2 separate regions of the Mus musculus genome follow, and region 2 is linked to region 1. A link is a loop called in an ENCODE intact Hi-C map of the cell type or tissue named here. Cell type or tissue: left cerebral cortex. All regions are shown on one strand.

Region 1 (8,000 bases):
AAGTCTGTGTCGCCATTTTAGTTTACCTTTTTTTTCTCTTTTTCCTTTTTTTATTGGATGTTTTGTTTATTTACATTTCAAATGCTATCCCCCTTCCTGGTTTTCCTTCTGCAAACCCCCTATCTCCCCCTCCCCCTGATTTTATGAGGATGCTCCCCCACCCACTCACCCGTTCCTGCCTCTTTGCTCTAGCATCCCCTATCCTGAGGCATCAAGCCTCTTCAGGACCAAGGACCTTCCCTCCCATTGATGCCTCATAAGTCAACCTCTGCTACATATGCAATTGGAGTCATGAGTGCCTCCATGTGAGGACTCCTTTTTCTTATGGGGCTTCCTTTTCTCTGCCTGACTTGGGAAGCCCAACCCCTAATCATCTACCTGAGGAATGTCACATGGTCCTTAGCAAAATTACATGTTCCGGGGGATTCCTCTCCATGCAAATGAAGTAAGCCCAGAACCTTAAGCCTCAGCCAAGGAAAATTTACACCAAGAAGAACCATTCCCCACTCTCCAAAGTTCAGCATAAATAAAGTGTACGAGCACAAGTGGTTGTATTGAATATCATTTAAGAGAGAGCTGTTCCATTGTATGTCATCTAAAAGAGCTGTTAACACTGAAGAGTTGTAACATTCCTACCCCTGGCATTCACTGCCGTACCGCCATCACCCTAACCTATCAGTTCCAGATTTCACTCCATCCTTCCCTGACTGGTGTACACTCTGAGGGAAGAGGGAAGAATAGGAAACTAGAACCACACACGGGTTAGTCCTTCTTCTATCTTTCCCTTGCTCCACAGCTGTAGAGACTGGTAGTCCCATTAACTCTTCTTCCTTGTCAAGGAAGTTAGAGGAAACAAAAAACAAAACAAAACAAAATTTAAAAAACCCAAAAAGCAAAAAAAAAAAAAAAAAAAAAAAAAAAAAAAAAAAACAACAACAAAACAAAACAAAAAAACAAAAAACAAAAAACAAAAAAAAACCAAGGCTGGAATGGGACTGATTAATTATCAAACATCAATTGTTAAAAGACACAACCTCTTACCAAAGCAAAGAGTGAATATATGTAAGATTCAAATACTAAGAACTTTCATGGACAGATATGGCCAAGCATAGATATAGAAAGTCATCTGAAATAATCCCAGAATTATAAACATTATTTCCCATTTAGATGAAGAGTTGGAGGTGTATTTAGTCAAAATAGTGATTGGTTGGCTTATACAACACACTGGATGAGATCTGTAGCACCCCCCAAAACAGGCATGGTGACACGCACTCAGGAAGTAGGAACAGCGGAATCAGTTCAAGACCAGCCTTCATTACATAATGAGTTCCGGGTGAACCTATAACACATAAAATTCTGTCTCAGAAACGAACAAACTCACAATTAAGCAAGCAAAAGGGTGATTTTCGGGTTATTTTGCATGATACCCTGTTGGATTTTGTTTACTGATAATTTATTGCTCTCATAGAAAATGGCATGCTATGAAATTGAAAAATCAATCTATGTTGACATATAGCACATTGTACTGATCTGGCTAGATTTATTGAGTATGGGAGGAGAACAACCTTTAATGCCCACTTATGTTTATTTTTCCTTTGGTACTTCGAGAACGGATCAGAATCGCCCCTAAAATTGGTTTAAGGCAGCATGATTCGGAAGTGGCATCTTCACTCTTACACTGCAGGGAATGAATCCCTCACTCCAACATCCTCTAGCACCCACCACCCAGAAGCAGATTCTGTGCACCCCATCAGGTCACAGGAAGATGGTCCCAATAGAACTTTCTGTAACCCAGAGGAGCACGATCTGTGCTATCAGATATCCAACTATTCCATCATCCAAGGAAAACCAGTCCTCTGAAGAAATGTGTTTTTAAAGATTACGCTCAGCTAATTTAAAAGTAAATAGAAATAGCCACTGGTGCCTACTGGCTCCCACAGGGTATAAGGGGATGTGACAATTCCACTCTGTCATTATCTTCTATTTTACTTCTTAATCGAGACCTTTAAATTATCTCAGCCAAATTAGGACTCTATAATTTTACTAGCTGATAAGTCAAATTTAGGGTGGCATCATGTGATTGCATTTCCTGTGATTTTCATTTTAAAACACACACACACACACACACACACACACACACACACACACACACAGACACACACACACCTTATTTCCCAGTGTATCAAAATTTTAAGAATTTATTGATGAAAAGATTTATAAGTTTTGAAAGTCATCTCACAGAATCTAGGTACCTAAAGCTTTTTTTTTTGTTTGTTTGCTTGTTTTTTTTTTTTTTTGGGGGGGGGGTTGGTTGTTGTGACCATAGCTATTAAAGTAAGAACCAACATTTACTCAGCCTTGTTTTCAGAAGTAGTTATATATACAAGCAGGTCATATAGAAGATTGAGCTTGTAAGGAAAGCCACTGAAGACAAAGTCAGAAACAAGATTTTGAAATATATAGAGACTAAGCTCCTTGCACATGGATGTGAGGAAAGACGCTATGGCCATGGGAATCAGGAAATTGCAATGGTTGCAGTGGTCTGTCTTCTCGTGTCGCAATCCCTGTTCCCACCAGTCAAGAGGACTGTGATGACACTAGCCAAGTTAATGAATCTCCTTTATTTTTATTTTAATTAATTGTATTTAATTATGTGTGCATATAAGTACGGGTACTCATGGGGGCTGCAGCTGGAAAAGTTTGCTGAATCCCCTAGAGCTGGAGGTTCAGGCAGTGAGTAGTGAGCTGCCTGACATGGGTTCTGGGAAACAAACTTGGGTCCCCTGGAAGAGCAGTGTGTTTTTATAACTACTGAGTCATCACTCCAGCCTTGCCCGTTTTCAACTAAATACATTTCTGATCTGGCAGTGAGATGAGTTGAAGATCATTATGGATTTTGTAGTCATTTGTGTTAGGATTAATCGTCTTTGGACTTTTAGAGCTTCTGACCCACATCACTAGAAAGGGGCTGATTTAACTGTAAGATCCATGACTCCAGACAGCGTCATAGAAATGTGGAGTGGTTTAAGCCACCTGGAAAAATGCTTGAGTTGAGGATGCTCTATCTGTAAAAGGAGATATTAGTTGGACTTTAAAAGACATCATGAAAATTAAGAAAGATAATGTATGCAAATGACCTCGGTACTTCAGAGGCCTTGGATGTGTTCATTCTCTCTCTCTCTCTCTCTCTCTCTCTCTCTCTCTCTCTCTCTCTCTCTCTCTCTCTGTGTGTGCCAATATTTTGAAATGTAAAAAAGAAAAAAAATTAACTGAAGCCACAAATGGTCCAGAAATAACCAATCAATCATACGCTTATTTCTCTGAATTGAGAGTTCAGTGTGACTTTGTTAGTGTGCTCTGTAGAACCAAGGTATTTCTAGGCCCCAGGCAGATGGTCACATACTCAGAGGAGGAAAAAAAAATAGTTATTTTTCATAAAATCCTCTTTGGTTGATTCCTTCATTATGATTGGGCAAAATGCCACCTGCAACAGATGGATATGAATACAGGCAACCAGAGAGGCTGTGTTATACCCCAAGTCCTGGCATCTGTGGCCGACTCCCTCACCAGGCTGTCAAAACAGCTGCTGCGTGCTCCCTCCTCCTGCACTTATGAGGCTTTGCCAAGAATGTCCACACGCAGAGAAGATCCAGCAGTTTGCTAGCTGGTGCTCGCAGGTTGGAAATCACACCTATTGCCCTCTGAGTACTAGGGGAGCCCTCTTCAGAGCTTCTTTCAAATATCTGGGAATGAGTAACTTATTTAACCATTCAAACCCACATAGCTTTCCATTAACATTGAGCAGACAGGAGTGTTAGCAGAGTGAATGAATGAATGAATGAATGAATGAATACTCAAATCTAAACTCAACTTAATGTAGTTAAATCTACCTTAATATTTTAGGTCCTTAGCACCTTTTCTACAAGGGGAAATAAACAATGTTTGGTGGAAGTTTATCAATGAGTAGAATAATAATGCAAAGAGGACACAGAGAGCTTGGTTGTGATAATTGGGTGCTTCTCTTGCAGCTGTACTAAAATGCCCGGAATAGAACAACTTACTGAAGACAGAGTTTGTTTCATCCTCACGGTACAGGCCACCTCTACCAGGCAGTCACCTTGATAAATGCTTACGGAACTTGGTCACATAACATCCATAGTCTGGAAGAAGGAGAAAAAACTCCCCCAAGTCAACTAAATTTCTTCTTGTTATTCAATCAATGATCCAAGGCCAGGGAATGGTGCCACCCACTTTTAAGGTAAGTCTTCCCACTTGGAATAATCTATGCAGCATAATCCTTCACAGGCACTGCCCGAGGCAAACCTGGCCACAATGATCCTTGACAGGTGGACCTGGGACCTTGTGTTGTGTATGATTTAAGATAGTGTCAAATTGACAATCAATGCTATCTGCCCCAAGGATTAACTTTTATTTCATGTTGATTAAACACCAAGCATGATTCTAAATGTCCTACAGGTGTTAGAAATCTAGTCCTTATATTCAACTCACAAATAGATATTTTATAAAACACACAAGGAAAAAAAAAAAAAAAAAGACAGAGCAAACCCAAATCCTTTACCCCAGATAGCAACACTTTACAAAAGTAATGTTGAAGAATAAAATGCAGGCAGGCAGTCCAAATCCAGACCCTTCATACTTAGCCATTCCTGACAGTGTTAAGGGAAGGGTAACTCTTATTATGAGGCAAAAAGGAATTCACAGGAAGTCAAGTGTGTTAATGAAATATCCATTGTTAAAAAGCAAATGACAGCTATTGGGTCCTTGAATGACTTCCAACCGGTGCTCCCTGCTTAGGTAGGGAAAAATTGCAGAGGAAAGAATAGTTCAAAGTCACTCCGTTTTACAGAATGCTAGAAATCGTGTTACAAAAGTCAAATTCATTACAAGCATATTAGAAACAACCGCTGTAATTTAAGTAATTGGGAAAATCTGGAAAAAAATTGGTTTTCTATTTTAATCCTTGACGGAACAAATTTAGCTAATGGATTTTGCATGCTTAAATTTACATTTGCTACTAATCCGAGTCTGTGTTTATATGTGGTCTTATATACATTACAGAAACACAGCCTGACCTTCATGAAATGCATTTTGTTAAATACAGAAAATATTAACTTCTTGTTGGAATTAGATTGACCTCACAAATATATTTAAAACAATTTTTGTTCTGTTACATTGCCCTTACCTCAAAGCTGTGACCAAGTACCTTACAAAAGCTGGTGAAAAGAGGGTGTTTTATCTCAACTCATTGTTTCAGGAGACATCAATTCATCATGACCGAGAAGGCTGGGTGACTAAAATAGGTCAACCAATAGCAATGGAGCATGTGATGCATCTTTCAACATCTGGGAGGATCACGAAGCAAGAAGAGTTTGGTAGGAACCAGGAATCAACACCACATTCAAGGCCCACCCATCCACCTGTTTTTGTTAAACAGAACACCATTCATAAAGTTCCACAACCTCCCAGGGAAGCATCCCCACAGGCACAAAAGATGTCTCAGAAGCTAAGAACCCTTACTGCTCTTTCAGAGGAGCAGCATTTGGTTCTCAGTACATACACTGGGCACTGCTGCCACTACATCCGATTCTAGTGGATTCCATGTGTTCTTGTTGTTCCTGAGGGTACCAATATGAATGTGCACATAAGTACACATAGATATATGCAATAAATAAATAATGAAATAATGGGATGACTAAAGAAATAAGGCATTAAAGTCAACAAAAGTATCCCAGCTGGCAACCGAGTATTTTAACACAAGAGCCTGCGGGAAGATATTTCATGTTCTATTTTTTTCTCCAAAGAAGGACCATGGCCCTAACAAAAATAATGTCCACTGATAACTAAAGCATATATACTAGTATAGTCATTGAACTTATGTAAATAAGGTCTCTATTTTCTTTCCTTGAACACTTAAAATATGTGATCTGATGCTTTATACAATGAGTGCAATGAAACTGCAAATATATGCTTTCATTGAATAGGAAGCCTAGAATAGGACCAGACAGAATGGAGTCAAACTAAAATAGATATTGATACAACTAGTAAAAGTGATATTAAGAAATAAGAAGCCAAGCAGATTGGATGGACAAAGGAGATGCAAAAGAAAGATGAGGAGAAAGACCTTTGCTTCACGAAATTCTGCCCCAAAGCGTTAGCTTGGGAACTCAACATGAGTTCTTGTTCTTTGTGCCAATGTCTTCAAGCAATGCCAAACTCACCTCCTTGACATCCTTCTGTCAATCAGGGTTATGCTTAGGTTAAAAGTACTTAAGAAGGGCAGACCATCAGAATAGAATTAGAAGCTGAAATGATGGCCCACGCTTTCATACCTGGAAACCCAGAACTTGAGCAGAGGGCTGTAGAAAAAGAATCACCATGGGTTTAGGGACAGGGTGAACAACATTGCAAGTCTGAAGGCAATCTGAGCAATAAAGATGTACACACACACACACACACACACACACACACACACACAGTGAGAGAGGCACAGAGACAGGGAGACCAGAGAGTCAGAGAGACCAGAAAGACAGAGAGACAAAGAGACAGAGAGACAGAGACAGAGAGAGAGGTTTAAAATAAGAAATCTAACACAAAATTCTGAGAGCTGAGATGTTCCTTAATCTGACACATGAAGCTGACCAGAGAAGTGGTTCTAAAGGCCTCAGAACGAAGTTGAAAGGGTGGTACAGATCCAACAGAGATATGGTGTAAAAGAGAACTAATTCTGTGTGTGGTGTGTGTGTGTGTGTGTGTGTGTGTGTGTGTGTGTGTGTGTGTGTGTGTATGTATGTATCCGCACGCGCATGTACACATGCCTGCCCATGCCTGTGTGTATGCACATGTTTCATTAGAATTGCTGGGTAATCCAATCATAACCATCAATATACTGGAGAGCTAAAGAACCCAGTATAACTTCTGTTCATGAAGCAGGCTTCCCCAACTGCCCCAGTATGGAGCAGAGGGCCTGAAGGTTTCCTGGATGGTCACAGATCCTTGTTCCATTTTTGAAAGCCAAGGAAGTTCTAGTCTGGTGCCAGCTAACGGTGGAAGCAGCAACAGAAATGAGCTTACTCATTGTGAGAAGTGAAGGCAGGCAGGAAAGCACAGCCATGTGTCTTCAGATATCTGCATCTGTGCTCTCACCGGAAGGCAGCCCATACTGTGGGGGGAGGGTTTGCTCCCTCATCTAATTACTCCAGGAAATGCTTTCCCAGATCTGCCCAGGAACATTTCTCTTAATTGATACTATATTCAATCAAGTTGACGATCAACATTAACAAATGGGTGAGTCCTAATGTCACCCGACAGGTATATGAACAAAAATACAAATGTCCATGTGACAGAAAAAAATCTGTCTCAGCTCAAGCAGAGAAAAGTCACCCTTTGCCCATCTTGCTTTAATTTTATACAGACACTTAACAGAGAGACGGATGCCCATCCACATTAGTTTTGGTGATTGGTTTTTGCCCAGTTTGCCAATTGAACTGTTAATGTCTTTTGAAAATACCCTCAAGTACTACTATATCAGCAATTTGGGCACCCACTGGCCTAATCACATTTCCATTCAACCTGGACCATCACAAAATTCAAGAAAAAGCTTGGAGAATTAGATAGCTGGTGTGCAGAGAAAGCCATAGCAGTAACAATGCACAAACCCAACCTAACTAAAGCAATCTCCCTCTAAGAACCAGCTGCTACAAAGTAGTCCATATAAAAAGATCCATACACAGATGGGCGTGGTGGCGCACGCCTTTAATCCCAGCACTTGGGAGGCAGAGGCAGGTGGATTTCTGAGTTCGAGGCCAGCCTGTTCTACAGAGTGAGTTCCAGGACAGCCAGAGCTATACAGAGAAACCCTGTCTCGGAAAAAACAAACAAACAAAAAAACTAGATTCAAGTATACTTCCATTTCCTATTTCAGAAATTAATCTCAAGACTGTGAGATCAAATAAATGATTTTCCCCTCAGATTAAATTTGG
Region 2 (8,000 bases), 560 kb after region 1:
AACTTCTGCAGTGTGACTTTTGAGGGTCAAACTCACATCATGAGGCTTGGAAGCAAGTGGCTTTTCCCACTGAGCCATCTCACCAGCCCATAAATGAGCTATATTTTAAAATGTTACTTTGAAGTATATTCACACAATAAGCTAAAGTGAAAATGTTTTAGAATAAAATGGAGAGAAGCTGGAAGCAATCCCACTAAAATCAGGGACTAGACAAGGCTGCCCACTTTCTCCCTACCTTTTCAACATAGTACTTGAAGTATTAGCCAGAGCAATTCGACAACAAAAGGAGATCAAGGGGATACAAATTGGAAAAGAGGAAGTCAAAATATCACTTTTTGCAGATGATATGATAGTATATATAAGTGACCCTAAAAATTCTACCAGAGAACTCCTAAACCTGATAAACAGCTTCGGTGAAGTAGCTGGATATAAAATAAACTCAAACAAGTCAATGGCCTTTCTCTATACAAAGAATAAACAGGCTGAGAAAGAAATTAGGGAAACAACACCCTTCTCAATAGTCACAAATAATATAAAATATCTTGGCATGACTCTAACTAAGGAAGTGAAAGATCTGTATGATAAAAACTTCAAATCTCTGAAGAAAGAAATTAAGGAAGATCTCAGAAGATGGAAAGATCTCCCATGCTCATGGATTGGCAGGATCAACATTGTAAAAATGGCTATCTTGCCAAAAGCAATCTACAGATTCAATGCAATCCCCATCAAAATTCCAACTCAATTCTTCACCGAATCGGAAGGAGCAATTTGCAAATTTGTCTGGAATAACAAAAAACCTAGGATAGCAAAAAGTCTTCTCAAGGATAAAAGAACTTCTGGCGGAATCACCATGCCAGACCTAAAGCTTTACTACAGAGCAATTGTGATAAAAATTGCATGGTACTGGTATAGAGACAGACAAGTAGACCAATGGAATAGAATTGAAGACCCAGAAATGAACCCACACACCTATGGTCACTTGATCTTCGACAAGGGAGCTAAAACCATCCAATGGAAGAAAGACAGCATTTTCAACAATTGGTGCTGGCACAACTGGTTGTTATCATGTAGAAGAATGGGAATCGATCCATACTTATCTCCTTGTACTAAGGTCAAATCTAAGTGGATCAAGGAACTTCACATAAAACCAGAGACACTGAAACTTATAGAGGAGAAAGTGGGGAAAAGCCTTGAAGATATGGGCACAGGGGAAAAATTCCTGAACAGATCAGCAATGGCTTGTGCTGTAAGATCGAGAATTGACAAATGGGACCTAATGAAACTCCAAAGTTTCTGCAAGGCAAAAGACACCGTCAATAAGACAAAAAGACCACCAACAGATTGGGAAAGGATCTTTACCTATCCTAAATCAGATAGGGGACTAATATCCAACATATATAAAGAACTCAAGAAGGTGGACTTCAGAAAATCAAATAACCCCATTAAAAAATGGGGCTCAGAACTGAACAAAGAATTCTCACCTGAGGAATACCGAATGGCAGAGAAGCACCTGAAAAAATGTTCAACATCCTTAATCATCAGGGAAATGCAAATCAAAACAACCCTGAAATTCCACCTCACACCAGTCAGAATGGCTAAGATCAAAAATTCAGGTGACAGCAGATGCTGGCGTGGATGTGGAGAAAGAGGAACACTCCTCCATTGTTGGTGGGAGTGCAGGCTTGTACAACCACTCTGGAAATCAGTCTGGCGGTTCCTCAGAAAATTGGACATAGTACTACCGGAGGATCCAGCAATACCTCTCCTGGGCATATATCCAGAAGATGCCCCAACTGGTAAGAAGGACACATGCTCCACTATGTTCATAGCAGCCTTATTTATAATAGCCAGAAGCTGGAAAGAACCTAGATTTCCCTCAACAGAGGAATGGATACAGAAAATGTGGTACATCTACACAATGGAGTACTACTCAGCTATTAAAAAGAATGAATTTATGAAATTCCTAGCCAAATGGATGGACCTGGAGGGCATCATCCTGAGTGAGGTAACACATTCACAAAGAAACTCACACAATATTTACTCACTGATAAGTGGATATTAGCCCCAAACCTAGGATACCCAAGATATAAGATATAATTTGCTAAACACATGAAACTCAAGAAGAATGAAGACTGAAGTGTGGACCCTATGCCCCTCCTTAGATTTGGGAACAAAACACCCATGGAAGGAGTTACAGAGACAAAGTTTGGAGCTGAGATGAAAGGATGGACCATGTAGAGACTGCCATATCCAGGGATCCACCCCATAATCAGCATCCAAACGCTGACACCATTGCATACACTAGCAAGATTTTATTGAAAGGACCCAGATGTAGCTGTCTCTTGTGAGACTATGCCGGGGCCTAGCAAACACAGAAGTGGATGCTCACAGTCAGCTAATGGATGGATCATAGGGCTCCCAATGGAGGAGCTAGAGAAAGTAGCCAAGGAGCTAAAGGGATCTACAACCCTATAGATGGATAGATGGAACAACATTATGAACTAACCAGTACCCCGGAGCTCTTGACTCTAGCTGCATATGTATCAAAAGATGGCCTAGTCGGCCATCACTGGAAAGAGAGGCCCATTGGACTTGCAAACTTTATATGCCCCAGTACAGGGGAACACCAGGGCCAAAAAGGGGGAGTGGGTGGGCAGGGGAGTGGGGGTGGGTGGATATAGGGGACTTTTGGTATAGCATTGGAAATGTAAATGAGCTAAATACCTAATAAAAATGGAAAAATAAATTTACTATGCTTTTATAACACAATTACATAGTTATAGGCTTGGTATAGACTTGCATAAATAAGTTAAAATGAAAAGAACTTTAAGTATCAATTTTTGGTATTGTTGTTGTTTGTTTTTGTTCTTGTTGGGGGGTTGTTTTGTTTTGTTTTTGTTTTGTTTTGAGACAGGGTTTCTCTGTCTAGGGCTGGCTGTCCTGAGATTGTTCTGTAGACCAGGCTGGTCTCCAAATACAGAAATCTGCCTGCCTCTGCCTCCCACTGCCTGGCTAGTGTGTAATATTTTTAACTGAACTGGAAAAAGTGGAGCTTGGGTGAGAACAAGTTGACTTTAATTTAAACATTTCTGGAATGTTTAAATCATTATAGCAAGCATGCATTTCTCTTATCATTTAAATAATTCATATTTAATAAATACGCTTCAATCAGCAGACTTATGAATCTTTTTCTTTTTTGCTAATGGCTAAGGAAAAAGAGAGCCAATTAATTTTGTAAGATAACTTTTACCTTAGGCGTGGTGGTGAGGAAAGTCCTTTCTTTTCAGTGTTACATAAAGTCTGTGGGAGGTGTACGACCAGAGCACAGCAGAGAGTGTGGCTGCCTTAGGAAGAGAAGTGGGCAGTGTAAAGGCTTGAAGGAGGGATACAGCTCAAAAGAGTTGAAAGACAGGTTTCTAAGCAGAAGTGGAGTAGGCAGTGAGTTCTATTTTAACGCTTCATTCACAAGAAATAGTTTAAGCAAGATTGAAAGAAGAAAAACTGCAAAAAAAAAAAACCTTCACCCTTCAGAACACAGTTGAAGGATAAGAAGATACCATCTGTCTCATGCACTGTCACAGGAAATTAATCTCCTAGGGTATTAGCAAGTTCTGATATCTATATCAAATTCTTTTCTTTGAGAAATAACTGGTCAGAGTGACTCTACATGGTATAAGATGAAGCTCAGCTAAGCTATAAACACCAGCGGTAGAGTCAGCCTGAAGAGTCTGCATGTTTCTGGATGTTCCATAGGCAATCAAAATTATTGGCAATTAATAGCAGCATCTGAGGAGTAGCCTTCCTTTGGTGGTAGCAAGATGAAGAGAAGGATTTGTACAGGGAGAGGCTTAGCCATGATTCAATATCTCGAAGTGCCAAGTATACAACAGTGTAAAATAGTTATTGGACAACTCCAAGATTCACATTAGTATTATTACATTTTCCTTTAATAGATAAAAAGTTTAGACAATAAATTGTCCCATGCATTTGCAAATTCAAACAAATTATTCTAAGATTAAACTCATTGTATAGGGCTTATTTAGATAGGTGATGATAATGTCAAAAGCTGTTCCACTTAAATGTCCACTTTAGCCTGCTGTTCAACATGAAAGAATGTTGCCATTGGATGCTGTGATTTGAATGTGAAACATCCCCACAGGTCCATGTATTTCAACATTTGGTTCCCAGCAGGAAATGTAAGTTCAAACACTGTAGAACCTTTAGGACAAGTGGTTTAGCTAGCAGAAATGGTCCACTGGGAGTGGATGTGGAAAGTTATTATCTACTGGTTCAACACCAAGTTCTCTGCCTTTGTATGTGGGTGTGTGTGTGTGTGACAGAGACAGAGAGAGAGAGAGAGAGAGAGAGAGAGAGAGAGAGAGAGAGAGAGAGGAGTGTCTCTGTGTGTCTGTATGTGTATACAGTTGCATGTGTATGTAGAGTCTAGAGACCAATATCTTATATCTTTGTCTTCACTTACTCTTCCCCTCATTTTTTGAGACAGTCTCTTCCTGTACCTTGAATTCACCGATGTAGCTGAGCTGGTAGCCAATAAACTCTAGGACTCTTCCTGTCTGCATCTCTCCAGTGCTAGGTTTACAAATGTGCACCATGGAGACTAGCTTCTATGTGGGTGCTAAGAATCCAAACCCAGGTTCTCACTTTACCCACTGAGCCATATCTCCCACCCCTTCTGCTTCTTGGTTTGTTATGAGACAGCTCTCATAGGCTCCTGCTGTGAAGAGTTCTGTCATGCCTTCCCCGGCTGTGATGGGCAGAAACAGTGAATCCAAATAAGTATTTCCCCCTGTAAGTTGCTTCTCTGGGTATTTTTCCTAGCAACATAAAAAGTAACCAATGTACTCTATCATCTCAACCTGAAATCTATGTTTTCACATGTGAAGGTTTGTTGTAACTCTCCATTCAAATGCATAGGAAGCAGTAATCATCTCCATTTGCAAATTTTCTTAATATGATCTCCTCGTTGCACTTTCGGTAGTCTATCAATTACAACTTACTTTTATATTAGGAGGGAAATGATATGGGCTACTGAGGTGCTGTAGCCTACAAAGGCACTTTCCCCAAAAGCCTGGCAACCTGAGGTCAACCATGTCAACAATGGAACCCAGGGGAAAAGTAGAAGGGGAGAACCAACTCCACAAAACTGTCCTCTGACTTCCACACATGTGGCATGGCATGCAACCCCCACAACACACATGTACTTCACTCACACACATGTGCACATGCATGAGCTTGCACACAGTGCTCACAAAGGATGGACATAATGTATTTGTACCAGATCACCATGGGTACCTCAGAACATGTTTATATCACATGTAATCTTTATGAGCAAGAATTTTAGTATTATCTTGATTCTGCTAATCTGAACATTCATGCATTTATGTGCAACTCCCAGTTAATACTGATGATCAGCTAGAAACTTCTATCTATGAAGACAAAGTGAAACCAGTTAAATCACATATATGGTCCATGCTCTATTTTCTATCAATCGCTGGAGGAAGAACAGGTTTTGAGGTGAAAGAGATGATCTGGAACTTAGTTACTGTGTAGATCTTAAACGAGTAGCTCCGTTCTTAAAACCATGTTTCCTGCAACATTGTGGGCCTATTAATAAAGCTGTGTAGGTCCCCAATAGATATTTTAGTGATACAATTAGTTCAGCAGTGTCTACAAGATCTTTGTCAACTCAGTTCCACTATGACCCACTTGTAAAGTATACTTCATAAATATTGGCTATGCTTTTGAAGAGGAAAGAAGAAATTCACTAGCAAACAGCAAAGTCTTGTAGCCGCCAGTGGCCATGGATTACTAAATTCCTGAAAGGAAAGATGGGGTTGGATGGGAAAGGCAGTGAGAGAAATAATGAGCCAAGACAAAGTTCTCTGATCAAGGCCCAATGTTTGCTTATGAGTTTGAGCCTATAAAGGGGGAACACCCATCCCCTACCACGCCAGGATCTCATTGCTTTGTCAGGAAAACAGCTTCAGCCTATGAGCAGGTAGTGGCTTCTTGGAGGAAACTGCAGATGTGGCAGGACAATAGATCTTACCTGAGTCAGAAGATTCCATTCTAGGTAAGCTAGCAACTGTGGCAAATCAGGTCTGAGCCAACCTGCTCAAAGCCGGGGGTGGGGGAGGGGACACACACACAAAGTCTATATGCACCATCCAGTGCTCATGCTCAGTCAGAAGAAAAGTTCCATCTAGAAATATCAACGCTGCAAAGACAAATGCAGACATCATCAGGACCTGCTTGGGACCTTAATTTATGATGAAGATGCTTTTGGACCCAATGGGAGGAATCGTGATGACCAATGATGGCAATGCCATTCTTGGAGAGATTCAAGTCCAGCATCCTGCAGTAAAGTCCATGATTGAAATTAGCAGGACCCAGGATGAAGAGGTTGGAGATGGAACCACATCAGTAGTTATCCTTGATGCTGTCTGTGGCTGAGCATTTCTTAGAGCAGCAGATGCACCCAACAGTGGTAATCAGTGCTTATCGCATGACACTGGGTGATATGATCAACACTCTGAAGAAAATCAGTACCCCTGTTGATGTCAATAACTATGAGATGATGTTAAACATCATCAATAGCTCTATTACTACAAATGTCATCAACTGGTGATCCTCTTTGGCATGCAGCATTGCACTGGATACTGTTAAGACTGTGCAGTTTGAAGAGAATGGCAGAAAAAAAATGACATCAAGAAGTATTCGAGGGTAGAAAAGATTCCTGGGGGCATCACTGAAGACTCATGCATCTTACACGGAGTTATAATTAACAAGGATGTGACCCATCCAGTAATGAGCTGCTATATTAAGAATCCTCAAATTGTGCTACTGAATTCTTCTCTGGAGTACAAGAAAGTAAGTCAGACTGACATTGAGATTACACGAAAGGAGGATTTCACCCGAATCCTGCAAATGAAAGATGAGTGCATCCAGCAGTTGTGTGAGGATATTATCCAGCACAGGATATTATTCTGTGATGACCTTGTCATCACAGAAAAGGGCATCTCAGATTTAGCTCAGCACTACCTCATATGGGTCAATGTCACAGCCACTCATAGAGTCTGGAAAACAGACAATAATCACTTTGCTAGAGCCTGTAGGGCACGGATAGTCGGCTGACCCAAGGAACTGAGAGAAGATGATGTTGGTACAGGGGCAGGCTTATTGGAAATCAAGACGATTGGAGATGAGTACTTTACATTCATCACTGACTGAAAAGGCTCAAAGGCCTGCACCATTCTTCTTAGAGGAGCCAGCAAAGAGATACTCTCAGAAGTAGAACACAACCTCCAGGATGCCACGCAAGTGTGCCGCAATGTTCAACTGGATCCTCAACTGGTGCCTGGTTGTGGAGCCTCTGAGATAGCCGTGGCCCATGACTTGACAGAAAAATCTAAGGCCATGACTGGTGTGGAACAATGGCCATATAGAGCTGTGGCTCAGGCGTTAGAGGCCATGCCTCGGACCTGGATCCAGAATTGTGGGGCCAGTACCATTTGTCTGCTTACCTCCCTTCGGGCCAAGCACACACAGGAGAGTTGCGAGACCTGGGGTGTGAATCGGTGAGACTGGTACCTTGGCGAACATGAAAGAGCAGGGTATTTGGGAGCCATTGGCTGTGGAGCTACAAACATACAAAACAGCAGTGGAGACTGAAGTTCTGCATCTGTGGATTGATGACATCATCTGTGGCCACAAGAAGAAGGGTGATGACCAGAACCGGCAAACCAGGGCCCCAGATGCTGACCAGGAGTGAGTGCTGAGCAAGGTGACTTCCAATCACAGAACCAGCAGTCTCCCCTTTCCTGAGCCAGAGTTCCACGAATGCTGTGGCCATCTTTGTTTGCGAAGGATTAGGTTGAGGGGCAGACCCCAGACTGTCCCATCTGGGTTTGCAAAAAGCACTGGCTCTCTATTGTAAGCTTCCCATTTAATTTGCTTCCAATGATTAAGTTATTTAAAAA

What was found. Peaks named below come from ENCODE experiments on the same cell type or tissue, not always from the same donor. Only the 100,000 strongest peaks of a DNase experiment are listed, where the experiment ranks them.
Region 2: it touches region 1 in a loop (6-fold over the local background); 2 of 42 quality-filtered maps call a loop at or near these places.

What each region holds. Positions count from the first base shown.
Region 1 is chr11:91,422,465-91,430,464 of GRCm38, reverse strand. No RefSeq gene overlaps it. Among named protein-coding and RNA genes, the nearest start is that of Gm38950, 140 kb to the left of the region's middle. In left cerebral cortex, no CTCF peak of the experiment used is centred here; DNase peaks (open chromatin) are centred at 2,799 and 3,516.
Region 2 is chr11:90,859,559-90,867,558 of GRCm38, reverse strand. All of the region lies in intron 2 of 4930405D11Rik (RIKEN cDNA 4930405D11 gene), which reads right to left. It also overlaps the pseudogene Gm11516. Among named protein-coding and RNA genes, the nearest start is that of 4930405D11Rik, 59 kb to the right of the region's middle. In left cerebral cortex, no CTCF peak of the experiment used is centred here; DNase peaks (open chromatin) are centred at 2,994 and 3,371; H3K27ac peaks cover 1,059 bases.